Regions from separate parts of the Homo sapiens genome. Here all the other regions are linked to region 1. A link is an interaction called in ENCODE POLR2A ChIA-PET data of the cell type or tissue named here. Cell type or tissue: MCF 10A. All regions are shown on one strand. Each heading gives the region's core, and the rest is flanking DNA. Links, peaks and the distances in the headings are about the cores only. Region 1 overlaps GAPVD1 (GTPase activating protein and VPS9 domains 1). Region 2 overlaps MAPKAP1 (MAPK associated protein 1). Region 3 overlaps MVB12B (multivesicular body subunit 12B).

Evidence for each region. ChIA-PET counts read pairs that join two places held together with the same protein. Peaks named below come from ENCODE experiments on the same cell type or tissue, not always from the same donor. Only the 100,000 strongest peaks of a DNase experiment are listed, where the experiment ranks them.
Region 2: POLR2A ChIA-PET joins it to region 1 with 6 read pairs; 1 of 35 experiments calls an interaction of 5 or more read pairs at or near these places.
Region 3: POLR2A ChIA-PET joins it to region 1 with 5 read pairs; 1 of 35 experiments calls an interaction of 5 or more read pairs at or near these places.

Annotation. Positions count from the first base shown.
Region 1 is chr9:125,325,870-125,333,187 of GRCh38, reverse strand. GAPVD1 (GTPase activating protein and VPS9 domains 1) reads right to left here. Exons shown (of 28, transcript NM_001282680.3): 12 at 6,599-6,772; 13 at 2,970-3,110; 14 at 1,128-1,262; 15 at 559-678. Among named protein-coding and RNA genes, the nearest start is that of GAPVD1, 68 kb to the right of the region's middle. In MCF 10A, for the core only: no CTCF peak of the experiment used is centred there; a DNase peak (open chromatin) is centred at 3,967.
Region 2 is chr9:125,519,137-125,526,454 of GRCh38, reverse strand. The region is part of intron 7 of MAPKAP1 (MAPK associated protein 1); the gene reads left to right. Among named protein-coding and RNA genes, the nearest start is that of MAPKAP1, 180 kb to the left of the region's middle. In MCF 10A, for the core only: no CTCF peak of the experiment used is centred there; DNase peaks (open chromatin) are centred at 3,804 and 4,574.
Region 3 is chr9:126,468,705-126,473,704 of GRCh38, reverse strand. The region is part of intron 7 of MVB12B (multivesicular body subunit 12B); the gene reads right to left. Among named protein-coding and RNA genes, the nearest start is that of NRON, 61 kb to the right of the region's middle. In MCF 10A, for the core only: no CTCF peak of the experiment used is centred there; a DNase peak (open chromatin) is centred at 2,504.

The DNA.
Region 1 (7,318 bases), core at 1,374-6,373:
AATGGCTTGAACCCAGCAGACCCAGGAGGCGGAAGTGCAGTGAGCCAAGATCGTGCCACAGCACTCCAGCCTGGGTGACAGCACAAGACTCCGTCTCAAAAAAAAAACAGAAGTTTTATTATTTTGTGTGTAAAGTTCTACAAAATAAATTCCATGTAGTATGTTCTAGTTTTTTCTCTAAGTCATTTCATATTCCTTAATGCATTTTAAAATAGCTACATAAATTCCAATAAGCAGTTACATCAAAATTATTTAGCCATTCCACTTTTCAATTTTTTAAGTTATTTCTAGTTTTCTGCCAATACAAAACATTATAAAGAACATCTTCGTGCTAAGGACTTTCTCTACACATGGAATTTTTTCATTATGACTGACACCTAGAAGTGGAACTAACCTGACTAAATTTAGAATGTGAACATTTAAGACCTTAAATAGATACTGACAAAGTATGTCCCAAAGTGCTATACCAACAGATGCTGTCACCAGCAATGTGTCACAGTGCCAGTTTCAACCACGGATGTGGTCATTTTTTAAGTCATCCTCATTTCCCCCTCTTACCGTGAGTTATTTCATCCATGTCTGGACTAGTGACAGAATCTTTACCCCCAAAATCAGAGCTGCACTCAGATCTCAGGTCTTCAATCTTATTGGGAATATCCTCAGAGGTTGCACTTATGCCTTTAAAAAACAATAGTAAAAAATAAACAGGAAGAAGAACAAAATATCCACACAAAAAGTATATGAAATTTGGAGAAACTGAAACATTCTCGAATTTTGTGTCCCAGTTCTATACATGTGAGTTTAGTATTATATCCTTTATGGTACTACTGCTTAAATATACTTACCTTGCTTTACACAACATAATCAGAATCGTACAATTCTAAAGTAGGACAGGCTACTAAGAACAGAAACAGTTGTAGAGAGACTGTTTGCCAATTACTTCAACAGGCTCCATAAGGCCACACATTAAGTTCTCAAAGATTTCAGGTGCAATGGAAATAAGTTTGTTTTCTGGAAATTACTCAGCTCTTAAATATAACATATCTTTTTGTATCAACTTTATAAATAGGAGGGGGTAGGGGGTGAACACCTTCAAATCCCTACTCCTTAAAACAAGACAGACATACCGGACACAACACTGAGGCCTGGTGTGCTGGGGCGGGAACTGACCTCCCTGACATCCGTATCATCAGATGTGCTACCCAGTCCAGAACAGCTCTCCAGTTCTTGCAGACGCTCCTCCTGCTTTAGGTCTGGGGCCTCTAAATAGAAGATAAGAGGTATGTTACATTTGTGATTCTCTTAGCACACCACAATTTCAGCTTTTGTGACCCAGATAAACAAAGCTACCAGGGCATGAATAAAATCAGTGCAAATACATGTGTAAGTCTGGACTAGTTAATGCTAGTTAGATTAAGTGTTAAGTCAAAGTTGTGATTTTCATCCCAATATAAGCCAGTTCACTGTGCACAGATGAAAACGTGGTTCTAGATCACTAATGTCACAGAGTATGCTATTGATTAACATGTGAACTGGACAAGAGAGTATGGAATAGCCTGGTATTAAATCAACCACTTCCTAAAAAGTAACTCCTATGAATACTCAACAGCTGGTAAGCTAATCCTATTGTCCCCAACTGGTCTTCAAACAAGGCTAGCATATCTGAATGCTTTAACATTATAAAACAGGCCAGCCGTGGTAGCTCACACCTGTAATCCCAGCACTTTGGGAGGTCGAGGCCGGCAGATCACCTGAGGTCAGGAGTTCGAGACCAGCATGCCCAACACGGTGAAATCCCATCTCTACTAAAAATACAAAAACTAGCTAGGCGTGGTGGCAGGTGCCTGTAATCCCAGCTACTTGGGAGGCTGAGGCAAAAGAATCACTTGAACCCAGGAGGCAGAGATTGCACTGAGCCGTGATTGCACCACTGCACTCCAGCCTGGGTGACAGAGTGAGACTCCATCTCAAAAAAAAAAAAAATTATAAAACACATATCAGGATCACTTAATAATTCTTGAACCAAGTAAATCAACAGAATGTAATGCAGATACACAGTTACTTATATTTACATTCTGGTAGTTGACATTTAGTTGAAAGCAAAGATGCGTCTTCATAATCAGAAAAAAATGCAATGCATATGAAAAGACAAAGTACAAAACACTTTATATACATTTATAATAACCTGCACAAAAAAAAAATCCTCAGGATTACAGAATCTCAATTTCAACGTATTTCAAAAACACATTAAGCATGTTTTAGAGAGTCAAGTTCTCCCCTGTGATAAATCTAAATGTGTTTACCAAGCAAGCACTCAGTTTGAACTGTGTTGCTACTCTTATCCTGTCATGAGTTTGTGGAAGATACTAAATTCAATGATTCACACGGACTCTGATAATCACAGAAAATTGCTTTCAAAATAACTCAACACAGAGTCTGAAAGCACCTGCCATCACAGTCTATGCTATCTAACAGAGCATTTTCCCTTAATGGACAGAAAATGCCCTAAACTAATTTTCCATTTGACATTCTTAGCAATGTGATCACCTCATCTTTGTCAAATGTATAACTGGCTGGGCATGATGGCTCATGCCTGTAATTCCAGCACTTCGGGAGGCCAAGGTGGGCAGATCACCTGAGGTCAGTAGTTCAAGACCAGCCTGGCCAACATGGTGAAACCCTGTTTCTCTAAAAATACAAAAATTACCCGGCATGGTGGGGCATGTCTGTAATCCCAGCTACTCAGGAGGCTGAGGCGAGAAGACTGCTTGAACCCAGGAGGCAGAGGTTGCAGTAAGTTGGGATCGCGCCACAGCACTCCAGCCTGGGTAAAAGAGCAAGACTCCATCTCCATTAAAAAAAAAAAAAAAGTGTATTTGACAAAATATACATAATACAGAGTTGGGATACCTTGCATTTAATTAAAACTTCTGTATAAATGAAAAAGCAAACAATGACAGCATACTAACCTGAGTCACTTGGCAATACCTCTACACTCCAAGCTTCACTTGTTGTCTCTGATATGGTAGAACCAGTGCAGGGGTCAAGAAGCACTGACCCTGAACCTGGGAGGCACAGCAAACTGCCTAACATGTTCTCTGCTGCAGCACCTGTATAACCAGTGGGAAGCAAAGGGTTAACAAAGATCCTGGAGGAAAGTGCAGTGATAGTGGAGAAAAGCCAAACACTAGCTAACAAAATCTCCTGGCTGGGCGCGGTGGCTCACACCTGTAATCCCAGCACTTTGGGAGGCTGAGGCAGGCAGATCACTTGAGGCCAGGAGTTCAACACCAGCCTGGCCAACATGGCGAAACCCCGTCTCTACTGAAAATACAAAAATTAGCCAGGTATGGTGGCGTGCACCGGTAGTCTCAGCTACTTGGGAAGCTGAGGCACAAGAACCCGGGAGGCAGAGGTTGCAGGGGGTGCAGAGACTGCAGTGAGCCGAGGTCATGCCATTGCCCTCCAACCTGGTCAATGTGAGTGAGACCCTGTCTCAAAAATAAAAATGGCCGTGTCATTTTGGGACTTTGTCTCAAAAAAAAAAAAAAAACCACCAAATTCCTCTCTACCTACAAGAAAGAGGCCAAAGTAAGAATAACTTCAATCAAGCACACCACTAAAAACACAAGTTCCTACTTTGGTCACAATGGCACAATACCCTTTTCACCAGTTTCCTCCAGTTCACCTTTGACTCTCCATAGAGAAAACACACATCATTAAGTCAAGTAATTTCAACAGCTTTAGCTTTGATTTCTCAGCAAATTTTACAGGGGTCCTTAATATCGTTCTAAAATTTATAGCCCTACAAAGATTAAAAACACTGAGAGTTTAACCACAGAATGTTATGCTGGCCAAATATTTTTTCTTCCAGCATATTAGTCACTATTCAGGGCAATAAGATACATTCACAGGAAAATACACATCTTCATAGCACTCACTCAACTGCAAATACAGCTTATTGCGCAAATACAGCTAACTGCCAAGAACAATACCACTTTGGCATCTGGAACAAAGTAATGTAAAACCAATTAAGAAATCTATTTACACCTCTCCCTCTCCCTCTCCCTCTCCCCACGGTCTCCCTCTCATGCGGAGCCGAAGCTGGACTGTACTGCTGCCATCTTGGCTCACTGCAACCTCCCTGCCTGATTCTCCTGCCTCAGCCTGCCGAGTGCCTGCGACTGCAGGCACGCGCCGCCACGCCTGACTGGTTTTGGTGGAGACGGGGTTTCACTGTGTTGGCCGGGCGGTCTCCAGCCCCTAACCGCGAGTGATCCGCCAGCCTCGGCCTCCCGAGGTGAGCCCCCCTGCCCGGCCAGCCGCCCCGTCCGGGAGGGAGGTGGGGGGGGGGTCAGCCCCCTGCCCGGCCAGCCGCCTCGTCCGGGAGGTGAGGGGCGCCTCTGCCCGGCCGCCCCTACTGGGAAGTGAGGAGCCCCTCTGCCCGGCCACCACCCCGTCTGGGAGGTGTGCCCAACAGCTCATTGAGAACGGGCCAGGATGACAATGGCGGCTTTGTGGAATAGAAAGGCGGGAAAGGTGGGGAAAAGATTGAGAAATCGGATGGTTGCCCTGTCTGTGTAGAAAGAAGTAGACATGGGAGACTTTTCATTTTGTTCTGCACTAAGAAAAATTCTTCTGCCTTGGGATCCTGTTGATCTGTGACCTTACCCCCAACCCTGTGCTCTCTGAAACATGTGCTGTGTCCACTCAGGGTTAAATGGATTAAGGGCAGTGCAAGATGTGCTTTGTTAAACAGATGCTTGAAGGCAGCATGCTCCTTAAGAGTCATCACCACTCCCTAATCTCAAGTAATCAGGGACACAAACACTGCGGAAGGCCGCAGGGTCCTCTGCCTAGGAAAACCAGAGACCTTTGTTCACTTGTTTATCTGCTGACCTTCCCTCCACTATTGTCCCATGACCCTGCCAAATCCCCCTCTGTGAGAAACACCCAAGAATTATCAATAAAAAAATAAATTTAAAAAAAAAAAAAAAAAGAAATCTATTTGCACTACTTAAAAATACAAATCGAAAGTATTAAACATTATTATACGTCTGTGTTAAAAACACTGAAGTTCAAAAGGCTTCACTACTTTGGATTAAACCTAATAAAAGAATAATTCTACTTCAGGGCATGAAAAAAAATTAGAAAAAAAGTTACTAATAAAAGTTACCTTTTAAAGCTATATCATAAAATAATTAGAAATAAAATAATGTCTGGAACTTGCCTAAACATAATGAGGGGAGAGAAGAGGGTAGTGGATAGGAGAACAGATGAAAGAAAGCTGGCCATGTGGGTCTAACTCCTGAAACTGAGTGATGGGTACACTGGGTTCATGATACCACCATCTCTTGTATTTGTTTAAAATGTTCCATGATTTAGGCCGGGAGCAATGGCTCATGACTGTAATCCCAGCACTTTGGGAGGCCGAGGCGGATGGATCACTTGAGGTCAGGAGTTCGAGACCAGCCTGGCCAATATGGTGAAACCCCGTCTCTACTAAAAATACAAAAATTATCTGGGTGTGGTGGTGGGCACCTGCAGTCCCAGCTACTCGGGAGGCTGAGGCAGGAGAATCACTTAAACCAGGGAGGCAGAGGTTGCAGTGAGCTGAGATCGCACCACTGCAACTCCAGCCTGGGCGACAGAGTAAGACTCTATCTTAAATTAAAAAAACAAAAACAAAAAAAAACCTATTGGTTACTATGCTCACTACCTGGGTGGCAAAATCATCTGTACACCAAACCCCAGCAACATACAATTTGCTCTAACAATTTCCCATGTAACAAATCTGCACATGTACCCCCTGAACCTAAAATAAAAGTTGAAGAAAAATAAACATATCAATAAATTTTCCATGATTTAAAAACAAAATGAAGATGAGGGTTACAAGACTATATATCTTTCAGAACTCATAAAACAGTATCCAAAAAGGAGCGAATTTTAGTGTATATACATAGCACCTGAATAAACTTCACATTAAAAAAAAAGAAGGCAGGAGGATCACTTGAGCTCATTAGTTCAAGACCAGCCTGAGCAACAAAGCGAAATCCTGTCTCTATTTGAAAATAAATAAAAATGTAAGAAGAAGAAAAAGAAAAACCTGGTTACCCTTAGGAACTGAATTAACTCTTCCAGAAGTGAATTCATTTTTTTAGAGAACAGCAGTATCATATTGTTGTGAAAGATTTTATGGCTATAATCTATAAGAATTTTCATCTTAAGGTTAGGTGTTTGGCTTCAAACAGAGAATATACTAATTAGAGACAGACTAAGAACTTATACTATGCCCTGCAAACAACACTTGACCAGAAGCTAATTCAAAACACTGGTTTTTCTTTCTTTCTTTTTTTTTTTTGGGCAGCTGGGAGGAGGATGGGTAAGGGGTGGGATTAAATGTAGAAAGGAAAAACACTAGTTATATTTAAGTAAAGAAAAAAGTACCCAAATGCCTTGTTCCATACAGTTATAACAGTTTCCCAGATGGTGCTAACACACACAATGTTTGTCAGGGCACTGGTGCTCCCTCCCATGAAAGGTTGGTGGATTTGAATAACTAAACCGTGATATTTCAGAGACATTAAATGGCAGTTACCTGCAATTTCTTGCAAGCGATCTTCATCAATATTAGGGTCAAAGTCACTTCCCAAGACGTCTGTACTCCAGGTCTCACTCACTGTTTCTGATATGTCCCTATCATCTGTTAATCCCATCATGTCACGAATTTCAAACTTCCTTAGCTTATCATCAAGGTTATCCTGTGTTGTAGCTATCAAAAACAAAATTAAGCACTTTTAAAATAGTAGCACAGCTATGACTTTTTAATCAACTTTAAAGAATTTTATCTCCATGTTGGTCAGGCTGGTCTCGAACTCCCAATCTCAGGTGATCCGCCCGCCTCGGCCTCCCAAAGTGCTGGGATTACAGGCGTGAGCCACTGTGCCTGGCCTATCAATTCACTTCTTAATCTAGCATTTTGCATATGCCAACCACCTATCTCAGAATCTCCCAGGAAGTTTGCTAAAGAGGTGACATTTGTTCAACTTCTTTCATAAGCTCATATGAAAGTTCCTCCTCCACTTATGCAATGGCCTCCAGTGGATAACTGAAGCTTCGGATCGTACCAAATCCTATATATTCCATGCTGTTTTCATCTGATAAGCAGTGACTAATAGGCAGGTAGTGTATATGTGGATACACTGAACTAAGGAATGATTCATGTCCTGGATGTGATAGAGTGAGACTGTGTGAGATTTCATCACATTATTCAGAATGGCACAGAATTTAAAGCTTATGAATTATTTCTGAAATTTTC
Region 2 (7,318 bases), core at 1,401-6,400, 190 kb before region 1:
CGTAGGTTAAAGCATAAGCTATTAGCTGGATACTCTGTCCCATTGGAAGGATGACTAATATCTCAAATATAAATGAAAACAGCTGCTTTTCCATAACATTAGAGTCCCAAACAGCTGTCACATGTACATTTTGACATTCTTACTTCTTTCTAAATTGGGACAAAAATTAGTTTACTGGATTTGCTGATCTGGTTAAGTACATCATCTAACTTCTGTGGAGAGGTACAGAAGAGGTCATAGGAAAGTCCATGGAGCCAGCATGCAGACATCCCCAAAGGCTTGAACTTACTTAAAATGTAAACCCTGTGATGAGACCCTTCTGTGCCAAGAACATAAGGTCTGTAAGGGCCTGGCAGTGGCTGCTGCACCACTGCCACCTTTGCCAGCAAGCCTGAATCTCGGCAGCCAGCCATTGTTCTCTGTTCCACTGAAGAGATTGTGGAGTACCACCCCATTGTCTCCTGAACGCCTACGTCAGTGCATTCTCCTCTTCTGAGAGCCTTGGAGGATTTATTTCAGGAGGTGGCTGTTGCGGATCAGAAGATCATGCTTCCTCTATTGGCTTAAAACTGGTCATTCTCTGTCTTTGAGTTCCTTGCTTTAGTCTCCTCTTCAATAAAATAAGGTCCCAACCAGATCATAGTCTTCTGGTTGATAGCCTTAACTGTGGAGCTTAGTTAAGACCTGGGTTCTAGAAGACCTACCTGGTTCCACCCCTGCTCCTGTTACTTTTCCTTTTTTTTTTTTTGTTTGTTTTTGTTTTTGTTTTTTTGTTTTGTTTGAGATGGAGTTTTGCTCTTGTTGCCCAGGCTGGAGTGCAATGGCGCAATCTCAGCTCACCACAACCTCCGCCTCCCAGGTTCAAGTGATTCTCCTGCCTCAGCCTCCCAAGTAGCTGGGATTACAGGCATGCGCCACCGCACCCGGCTAATTTTGTATTTTTAGTAGAGAAGGAATTTCTTCATGTTGGTCAGGCTGGTCTTGAACCCCCGACCTCAGGTGATCTGCCCACCTCAGCCTCCCAAAGTGCTGTGATTACAGGCGTGAGCCACCGCGCCCGGCCTCCTGTTACTTTTTCTAGCTCTCTGATAAGTTTCTTAACCTGTTTGAACTTCGTTTTCCTCATTTATGAATGAAAATAATAATAATGTCTTCTTCATAGCATTATTGTGAGAATTAAGCAGCGATCCTTGCAAAGCACCAAGGACCCAGTAAGTCTTTGCTGTTATTATCTTATCACTCAGTAAATGTTAGTCCTGTCCCCTCCTTTCAGTTTCAGTCATGAAACCTAGTCAGACTCACAATTTTGTGATCTAATGCTCTTTTTGTATGAATATGACTGCTTTGAGTTATAGTTCAAAAGAGACTCTAGCTGCTAAGGAACCCAGCTCAAATTGAGTCCATGTATTAGGTACAGCCCAGAATGTGTGCATCTGTCTGCGCAGCTGCTCATTTGGGCTTTTCCAGGGGTCCGAGGCCCCTTGTCAGAGCAGCAGAGCATCAGCAAGAACATAGGAGTGCACGTGTAGGAATGACCTAGCCTTCCTCTGGAGCACCCTGCATCTGGAGCAGGATATGCAGAAGGGTTAAAAGCTGGAGAAACTTTAGTCATAAATTTTCTTTTCAGCAGGACTTCCCAGGGAACATCTGACATTAGCAGAGAGGAAATGCTGATTGGCCTGGGAGTCAGCTGAAGGAGACAGGAACTGCAGTGGAAGCTGCTGGATTTACTGTTATTAGCAAGGCAAATGGAAAGCCAGCAGGGCAGCCCAGCTCCCAGATAATAGATCTAACAAGAAAGAAAACTCTGAGAAAGGAAAATGGCTGACAGCCACGTCTCCTCTTCTGCCATTTTTCCCATTGCTTTTACCTTTTTGTTTTGTTTGTAGCACAAAGAGAAGCAACATGTTCGGTTGTAAGTCACAATTGGCTTAAAATAAAACAGGATATATAATTCAGCTTCTTACCTGTTTAAGATAAGAAGCTTGAGAGTTGAACATGGCAAAATGTGCAAAATTGTATTAATGTATTAAGAAATAGTTGCTATTTATTGAGCACTTATGTGCCAAACTAAGTGCTTTACATGTGTTATCTCATTTAATCTGTATAATAACCACATGAGTTAGAAATTATCATCATTCCCCACTTAGAGATAAGGAACCAGTGCTTAGAGCACTTAAGTAATTTCCAAAGGTCTTATGAATTGGTGGTAGTGCTTGACCCCACCATCACTGTCCTACCAACCTAGTAGAAGGTACTGAGGTGAGAACTTAAATGGCTGTTATAAAGCTGGACAGGGTAGTGGTAATTAAAGTGCTGGGAGTGTATTTAGGGCAACCTAAATCTATGCTCCTAGGTTGCAGTCCTCAAGCCTGGCCTCTTTACTTACGTAAAAAAATAAAAAATAAATAAATAAATAAGTACTCACCAAGGCTTGTGTTCTGACTTGAAACACAAACCTCAGTTGGCACAATGGTTATTAGAAGGAAGATGGGGCAGGCAGAGAGAAGCCCTGTTGACAGGTGGAGCCAATCTCTGAAGGATCTGGCCCCCACAGCAGGGAACAGGGCAGATGGGCAGTCAGCAGTGGGGGGCCATAAGGACAGCGGGGGAACTGCAGGTCCTGGCAGCAAGGACCAGGGAAGCAGATGATGCTCAGCACCTGGGGGTGGCCGTACCAAGAGCCACAGCTTATCCAGGGTTAGATCACAAAGGCAACAGGTGAGTAAAAATCCCATTGTCAAAATTACCTGTGGGAAAGAAAAATCTCTTTAAAAATGCCCATCAGAGGCAATGTAATTTTTCTCATTAAATTCACACAGCTTTTTTCTCTAGCATCGTAACAGCTAAAAGTACATATTTTTAAATGCTAAAATCAAACTTGGTCTAGAAAGACTGAGATACTATCATCCACCCATTTAATGCAGTTAGTCACTTATCACACATTTACAAGGTTCCATAGTTGCAAAGATGATTTCTGGACTCCTGCCTCATATTCCCACTCTTGGGGCTCATTGGATCACTGAGAGTCATGGCAAGTGGAATTCTCCCAACTGCTTAAATTGTGCTCTTGGTCAGGTCTCCCTCTTTTTTTCCTCTTTTCTACCTAGCAAGTATGGTTGAATTCAGATAAATTAAATGTATGATTTATGCACAAGGAAATCCAGGCGGGCAGGCAGTATCAGAGGGCAGGGCAGGATTTTCAGAGAGACACACTGGGAACCTAGCATGGCACCAGGCCTGAGGGCAGGGTTCTGGGCAGGATTGGGCCAGGAGCAAGGACAGTTAACTGAATGAGATGTAAAGGCCAAGGCTAGAGTTTTTAAAAAGGAAGCCCTGTTTTTGGTTGGCTGGGGATTGTAGAAATCCTATTGCCTTGAAGACGTTAACTGGTGCAACTTTCCCTATTGTGGGGAAAGGAAGGAGGCCAGTCTGGGACTCTGGTTGGGCCTGATATCATGGGGTCAGAAGGAGAGAAGATAAGACTTAGGGGATAATCAAAAAGGAGGGATGTGATTTTGACAAGCTGACGGAGTCAGTCTGGGTGAAGGGAAGGGCACAGCAGTGACATGGAGGTAGGAAACCAGGACATATATGCACTGAACAGTGAGTCTAGTTTGGGTCATAAAGGACATAGATGGACAAGAAATTAGGATGGATAGAAAGCCTTGAGAGTGGGGTAAGGAATTTGCATCTAAACTAGTAGCCTGCAAGGAAGTTGTGAAGGGATTGTATGAAAGTGATACCTTGAATCTACCAGAATTTGGCTCTGGAGAGCACTCTAACAATAGGGTGAAGAGTGGTTGGCTGGAGGCCAGAAGAAGGTTGGGAAACCATTACTGCGGCCTGAGTGAGAAGGAATGCAAGGGAGATGTATTAAGTGGGTAGAGTCTGCAGAACTTGGGAGCCGATTTAATGTCATCAACAAGGGGGAAGGCTAAGAAGTATTCCAAACTTGAGAGTGCCGTGTTCACTATGCCAAGTCCTTAGAGGCCAGATGCAGAGTCTTGTTCATCTTCATATCTACAGTGACTAGCTCATGACATGGCACATGGTAGGAGTTTAGTACAGTTTGATGAACCAACTGATTTAATTCATTGGGTGAATCGTAGTGTCGTCATTGGAAGCACAGTTACAAGGAAAAAAAGCTGGTTTGAGAATGGAAGGATGATAAGTTTATAGTTGATTGTCCTGTAAAATTAGAAGCAAAAAAGAGCTTAGAGTCTCTTTCTTCCTGCAAAGGCTGGTCCAACCATTCACTGGCAGTGGTGCTTCCCTGAAGAGTTGGTAGAAGTCCCTAAAGAGGCCCTGTAGCCTTTTGTCCCACCCTGGGCTAGAGCCCCTTCCACCAGGGCCACTGGCATCAAGCTAGCCAAAGAATAATCCTGGTGCCTCACTGAATCTGCTCAAAATCCTGTCAAGTACATACAACTACTGTATTATCCGCATTTAACAGAGGAAGAGACTGAAGTTCAGAGAGGAAGTGGTTTACCGAAGCCTCTGACATAAGCAGATTTGAATGAAAGTCTTCAGATTCCAATATATCATAACAGAGTCTGCTGACTGAAAACAATTGGCTCTAAGCTTGCTCTCCACTGACTCAGGTTGGAGTCACCACTTTCATGTAGCTCAGAGAAGGTTGAAGATAAATGAAGTCTCATTTTTGTTTCTTCTGTTTTTTGTCCTTAGGTGCTTGTGACTAAATTCACTAATTTCACTGGCTGTCAAGGCTGTGTTAAGGAAAATGGGTTTGAACTGCTGTGGGTTTTGAGTACTGGACTGGATGTCAGAAACCTTTGCCATCACGGGAAATTCTGTCACTCTGGATTTACTGTCTGTTCCCCACAGCTAAATTCCTCTGCAGTGTGATTTAGCACCCTGGATCCCCATCAACCAGTTTTGGCATTTATTTGAATGCATTACCCCACTGGTTTCCATAAACTATTTTACAATTGTTTAAAATAAATGACTGTTTATTTCCACAAAACCATCTGTATTTCTTTACAGAGCAACAGATAACTGTATGTAAAATTTGGTATTGTCACAGTGACTCAAGTTAAGAGAAACAGATTGGATTGAAAAATTGGATTCTTAGGGACAAAGGTAAAGGTTTCCAACCTCTCTAACAAGTGATATCTGGATTTCAAGGAGAAAAAAAAATTTCCTTTTTTACAAATAGTAGGGGACCTCCTTTCTCTAAAGAGAAGTACATTCCTGCTGGCTGCATAGTGACAGGATGTAGAGTATTAGCACTCCTCATGGTAGTGAAGGGTCTGCGCCTTCAAGCACACTCTCTGCCTACAACCGCATATATGAGGCTCCTGTCCAGTGGCTCCCAACCTTCTGCAAGTTTTGAAGTTTTTGGTTGTACATGTGTTACCTCTTCTTGTTCTGATGTTGAGTGGGCTCCACTTAGGCCTGTGTGTTGTGGCTCAGATAACTTTGGTAGGATATGTGTTGGGATAGGTGGCTACTGAAGATGGACCTGGGTAAGAGAACCAGACTGATGGGGATGAGGGATTGGACCCTGTCAATGATGGTCTTCCATTCTCCAGCCAATGTCCAGGTGAGTCAGCTAGATCCATGCTAGTTCCATCCATCCCTAGGAAACCCAGTCAGAGTTGGGACACTAATGGGAATCTCCAAACAGTGGAGGCATTTGGAGTCAGATGGAGGTGGAGCTCCAAGTCTACTTTGGAGGAAGAGGTAGGATGGTAACTAAGCAGGATGGGCTTGTTTCATCACCAGATAATCACTAAACATACCTGTATGCTGAGGCTGTCCTAGGAATGTAGGGACGCTGAAATGTGCTCTCCATTCTCAACTTGCATATATGTAGTACAAGAGGTCTTTGTAGTGTGGGTTGCACGAAGAAGTCCAGAGACAGAGGCATCTAAGCAGAGTTTTGATTCCTTGAGTGGGAAAAAACAGAGTAAAGAAGTGAAGTAGAGGGAAGATTGTTCCAAACTGAGGGACTAGTATGAGCAAAGACACAGATGGTTGAAATGGCATGGTTTGGAGGATATTTCTGGATTACTATATCATTAGAGGGGAGGAAGATGAGGCCAGTAAGGCTGACCTGGAGGTTTCAGCCTCTCCTAGAGAACTAGAGACCCTTCTCTTTCCGAGTGCTGCTTAGAAAGCAGAAGCAGCAACCCAGGCATAGGGACAATGCAGCTAAAGCTACAGACTTTATGAAAACTGTGGGCCAGGCATCCTTTCTACTTACACGTTTTACTTGTATTAACTCAATGAATCCTTGCAACAACTCTAAGATATAGATGCCCATTTTTACAGATGGGAAATTTTACAGATGGGAAAGTAATGCACAGAAAGGCTAAGTAACTTACCCAGGATTACATAACATGTGAGTGGTGGAGCTAGGACTTCACACCCAAGGAGTCTGGCTTATAAGCGTTACATCATACTGTCTCAAATGTGCTGGGGTCTGCAGAGTTTGCAGAACATTCCCTAGATACACACTTTATTAAGCTTAGGCAGGGATCAAATCCAGACCTTTTCTCTACCCACAGGCTGTAGGGATGGACTCCTGACCACCACTTATCTCAAAGCCTGCATGGAGGCTTCAGAACTGCCTTAGAGGAAGACCAGAGACATTATGGGACACCTTTGTTTTCTGTGGCTCTGGGTAGAATCCATGAGGAGGCTGGGGCGGGCATAGTTATCAGGCCATGGTGATAACAGGAGCGAATGGGATCTGACCCTTGGTCTGCAGTTGTGGCCTGCCTTTGTAAACAGTTTTTGTTATTAATTTTTTAAATTATATATATATATATATATAAAAGACATATATATGTATATATATTAGACAAGGTCTTGCTTTGTCATCCAGGATGGAGTGCAGTGGCATGATCATAGCTCACTACAGCCTTGATCTCCTAGGCTCAAGCAATCCTCCCACCTCAGCCTTCCAAGCAGCTAAGACAAGTGTGTGCTACCATACCAGGCTAATTTTTATTTTCTGTAGAGACGGGATCTTACTGTGTTGCTCAGGCTGTTCTTGAACTGGCGTCAAGCGATCCTCCCCACCTTGACCTCCCAAAGTGCTGGGATTACAGGCACGAGCAACCGCACCCAGCTGTAAACAGTCTTTGTAGTCTGGCCCCAGATGCTCCAGTCAGTCCTCTTCACCTTTGCCTGCTCAACCCCTTTAAGCAGCACTGGAAGCTTCTGTGGTCTACTTGTAGCTTGACTATGGACCTCAGGAACTCTTGAACAGGCTCTATCCCAATTTAGTTCCTGGCTCCTCAACTGTTTAGGTCTCTCTCCAGAGCCACTGAGCCTACATGATGTGTGA
Region 3 (5,000 bases), core at 1-5,000, 1.1 Mb before region 1:
TAGCAGCTTCCCCGTGGTGCTGTCCTTGTGATAGCGAGTGAGTCCTCGCGAGATCTGGTTGTTTAAAGGCGTGTGGCACCTTCCGCTCTTTGGCTTTCTTGTTCCTGCTCTGGCATTCTTGTTCCTGCTCTGGCCATGTGATGAGCCTGTTCTGGATTTGCCTCCACTATGATTGGAAGCTTCCTGAGGGCTCCCCAGAAGCAGATGCTGCCATGCTTCCTGTACAGCCTGCAGAACCATGAGTCAATTAAACCTTTTCTTATAAATTACCCAGTCTCAGGTATTTCTTTATAGTAACGCAAGAATGAACTAATACACCACTTGCAAGGCTTAGAGGAGTTATGAGGCTTGGCTGGAGCCAGGATTCAAACCCAGAGTGTAACCTGCTCTGGGGCTATGGGGGGCTATGGCAGGGAAGGAGGGGCTGGGAGCTTGGCAGACCTGAGTTTTTGCTGCAGCTCAGCAGGTGCAGATGTGCAGCTGTTGCACAGGCCACCCCACCTCTCTGAGCCTTACTTGCCCTGTCTGTAAGGTGGGCATAATACTACAGCTGCCTCTGCGGGCTGTGGTGAGGGTGAAGAAAAATGAAATAAGACGACAGAGATAAAGCACCCACCACGTAGGGAGGGCTGGTCACCTAACCCTGGCTTCTGCTCTTACCAAAAGCCATGTGCTGGGGCAGGTTTCCTTTCAGTACTAGGCCAGTGCTTTCTTCTTCTTCTTGTTTTTAAATTTTTTTTTTATTTTTGGTGGCAGTTTTAACAAAATGCTGATCCACAGCATCGAGCTACCTCCAGCAGATGAAAGCAAGGATGTGCCGCTGGCTCTGTGGCGCAATTAGCATTCTCCTAAACAAACGAGCTTCAACAGAGCTGTAATTAAGCAGGCCTGTAATTAAGTATATGCCCTTTATCATAACGATCATGCTTAAAAATGGCATGATGCATGGAACTCTGTTATTAATGCTGTAATCCCAAACTGAAGTGCCAGTACATAGAAATCAGCATGTCAGGCCTGTCACCAGAGTGTTTGTAAAATACATTAAAGAAAAAAACCAGAAAACAATGAGCTCATTCAACTGTTCTTTTTACAATCAGGCACTACAAGTCAAGGGGATTGTGAATGCTTACAGATTCTACAAGGTTTAAACAAATAAAGCTCTAATCTGCTACTGTATTAATCCCACCCCCTATTTTAAAGGAGGAAAAAGGGGGTGGTGGGTTTTTTTTTTTTTTGCCAGCTGACCTGAATGCCTGTCTTTGCTATTCTCGGGGAAGCAGTCAGTCCAATCTGCATGCTGCATTTGTTTGGACATAAAATTGGATTCCTGCTTGCACAGACAGCTCTGCCATGAATCTGTAGGAACTTTGCCTGGCAACGAGATGGGATTATAGCTCCTGCATCCTCCCTTCATATGGGAACTATAATTTTACCTGCCAAGGCAGTCCTCCAGAGCCATCCCTTGATTCTCCCCTCCAAACACACACCTCAGACTTCTGCAGGCTCAACACAAACCCACCACTGACCAACTCCCAAGGCTCCGGACTTAGGACCACCCATTGCCCCGGAATACCTAGCTGCTCAGAGCCGCCAACCCTTATCCCTCCCCAACGTCTCAATACACAGCAGGGGTGAGGAAATACTCCAATCAACACATGGATTAATTTCAACATGCTTGATAAAGAGAGTCATAAAGTCATGTGGTAAAAATGTAAAAATTAAAAAAAAAAACAGACTCTATTACCAGCACCTCAATTGTTATCTGCTTAAAGTTGTCAAGCGGTGTTAAGTGAACTCGGGTAATAGTACCTCAAAGTACTTGCAGAGATGCTGGTGAACAATGAGGCTTATTGGCAGGTAGTCATTTTCGGAATAAAATTAAATGCAATTGGAGTGGTGGGAGGCCTTTAATTCTGTGTACCTGCCCGGGGCTTGGAGCTGTAAATAATCAGCAACCCTAAGCCTTTCTTCGCCCCTTTCCTGTGGCGTTTCAAAAGTCCTTTACAATTTGTAATGGGGAAAACGCCAACAACTCAAGATCTCAAGGCCATTTCTCAAAACTCATTTGCAAACCAAAACACGGAGCCTGTTTTGCTTTCTTGGTGATTTCACTTTGGGGATATTCCTTGGAAGATATTTGTAGATGCCTCCAGAGCTGTCTGCTCAGTGACATTCCAATTGAGTTTACACAGGGCCAACAACTTCCTTCTAGATCCCCAAAGTAATTTGTTTTGCCATGTTATTCATAAGCCAAAAGGAGTGATTTATCAGCCACTGCCGGAGCCTCCCGAGTCCCCCGCGTGAGAGGCAGCACGGGAGGACGGAGCACAGGCGCCGGAGTCAGACACGTGTGAACGCCGAGCTGGGCCCAGTGCTTGTTGGCCGTATGGCTTTGGGCAAGTCACTTAACCTCAGAGTCAGATTTTCATCTGTCATATGAGGATAATTGTGCCCACTCCGCAGCACCGCTGAGGGATCAGACAGCAACAGGAAAGAACAGCCTGACCACAGCAGCCACTGAGAAAATGGGGCAAGGCTGCGGTTTTATGTCGAAAGCAGCTGTTTCTGCAGGAAATGAGTTTAGACCAGGCCCCACTTCTAACTAGTTCTGTAATTTGGGACAAGTATTTAATCTCTCTGAGCCTCTCTTTCCTCAGCTGTAGAAGAGAGAAAATAATAATACCTGGACTGCAATGACATTCAAACAAGATAAAAACATAAAGCCCTAGGTACGAACGAACTGCTCAGTAACTGTTAGCCATTCGTATTAGTGTTAGTGTTATTACTGCTGTACAGAGGGAAATACCCTTTCACGGTTGACCTTTTTCTACCTGCTTTCACATAAGAACGTAAGTGCAGCCATATTAAATTACACAATCCATGGGCTGTGAGACCCAATCCAAAGACGTTTGGTGGGACGGAAGCAATGTTTGCTAAGGAGTCACTCATTGGGCACCCAGACCAGGGTGCCCTCACACCACAAACGAACATTCTTAGAGGTTCTATTTGGCATGAGCAATCTGGATTACACACACACACACACACACACACACACACAGAGCACTGACTCCTCCTAGGCTCCCCATCTCTACACAGAAGACTGTAATTGAGGGGCTCGCTTCATCCCTCTGCATCCCTAGTGCCCTGGGAGGAATCTAGGGCCACCAGCCCCCCCACCTCCTCCTTCAGGGCAGTCCCTCCCTCCAGGGTCCAGGGTGCAGTGCTGGGCTGCACAACCTCATGCAGGTCCAGGGCAGTTCTCTGAAAGCTATGGGAGCACAGAGGGAAGGCAGCTGCCCCACAGTCCACACCCACAAGAAACTCGACACACAACAAGAACATTCTCACTGAGCCTCAGAAGCTTGGATCTTGCTTCCAAGTCGAGCTTGACTTGCAACACCAGAGATAGCAGACACCACGGAGAGCCATGGTCTGGGGGACCCAATGAGTTACTCCTCAGCAAACATTGCTTTTGTCCCTCCAAACGTCTTTGGGTTGGGACTCACAGCCCCTGGGTTATGTAATTTAATATGGCTGCACTCCTGTTTTTATGGGAAAGCAGGCAGAAAGGGGTCTACCGCGAAAGGGTATTTTCCTCTGTACGGCAGTAATAACACTAATACTCACTAATACTAATACCAGTGGCTAACAGTTACTGAGCAGCTAGTTTGTACCTAGGGCCTTATGTTTTTATCTCATTTAAACATCATAGCAGTCCAGGTATTGTTATTGTCTTTCTTCCACAGTTTAGAAAAGAGAGGCTCAGAGACATTAAAGAAACATTTTTTTAACGTTATAAATATTTAATGGCTTGGGGCAGGGATCAACTGCATTTTGCTCAAGGTAAAGATAAAACGCAACTCAGTGATACTTTTCCACATGAGTTCAAAGGTACCCTGGTGGCTGAGGGGCCACTGGGTCAGTGCACACACCTGCTGCCCACAGCGACAAACGCAGAAACTCCTCAGTGAGCTCGAGACCAAAGGAGCTTTGTAGATGCAGAACAAAAAGCAGACCCAAGGTCCAATGCAGATACGTTACCACTAGTAGCGACCACATCCTCTGGAAGAAGGCATGCTCTAAAACAGGCAGTGTGATCTGCAGCCACGGGGGGTAACTGACAGCAAGGGCCTGACAGGCATGGCCTGTGACTACGGAGCACGCCTGTCCCCCAGGCTGAGCATCACATACACCCCTCGGTTGTGGAGCAGGGAACCTCAGGCTTGGAAGACGCACTTTCTCTGCCAGGGCTCTTTTTACCTTCTCAAAACCAACCCATCTATATTTTTAAGTTGTACTCTTTAACACTTCAGCACATGAATATATTTTCTAAGGAAACCATTCCAATAGGATAGCTAAGTCAAAGCACCCCTTGAATCCGGAGCCGCTGATCCCTGGACCCTTCTCAGAGCAAGCCTTGGTAGTGGTCTGTACACAGTGCCTGGGGTCCTGCCGGCCTGTCTCCCATGCATTCACCTGCGTGTTGGCATGTATAGAAAAAGGACAGAATATTATTTTTTTATTTTTTAGACATGGACTTTTGCTCTATCACCCAGGCTGAAGTGCAGTGGTGCCATCATAGCTGTGTGTAGCCCCGAAATCCTGGGCTCAAGGGGTCTTCCTGCCTCAGCCTCCCAAGTAGCTGGGATTACAGGCATGAGCCACTACAGCTGGCCAGAATTTTGTTTTGTATGTATTCGTGTTTTTAATAAAAATAGCATCACAGCATAAGTAACTGTTTTGCAATTTACTTTTTTTCAATTGACTGTGTTTCCACATCAATTCTTAGAGCTCTGTGTCTCAGCCTTTTTAACTGTTGCATAGAAGTAGGGTCCAGAGACAACCAAGAACCAGCCTGCCAGGAGTCCTGATGGCCATTCTCAGCAGACTGAAGGACATCATGAGGTCCCTGGGGAGCCACCAAAGGGTCTTTGAGCTGGAGAGAGAGATGGGGAGATTTAGGTTTTAACAGCGTCTCCCTGGCTATGGAGAGGAGAATG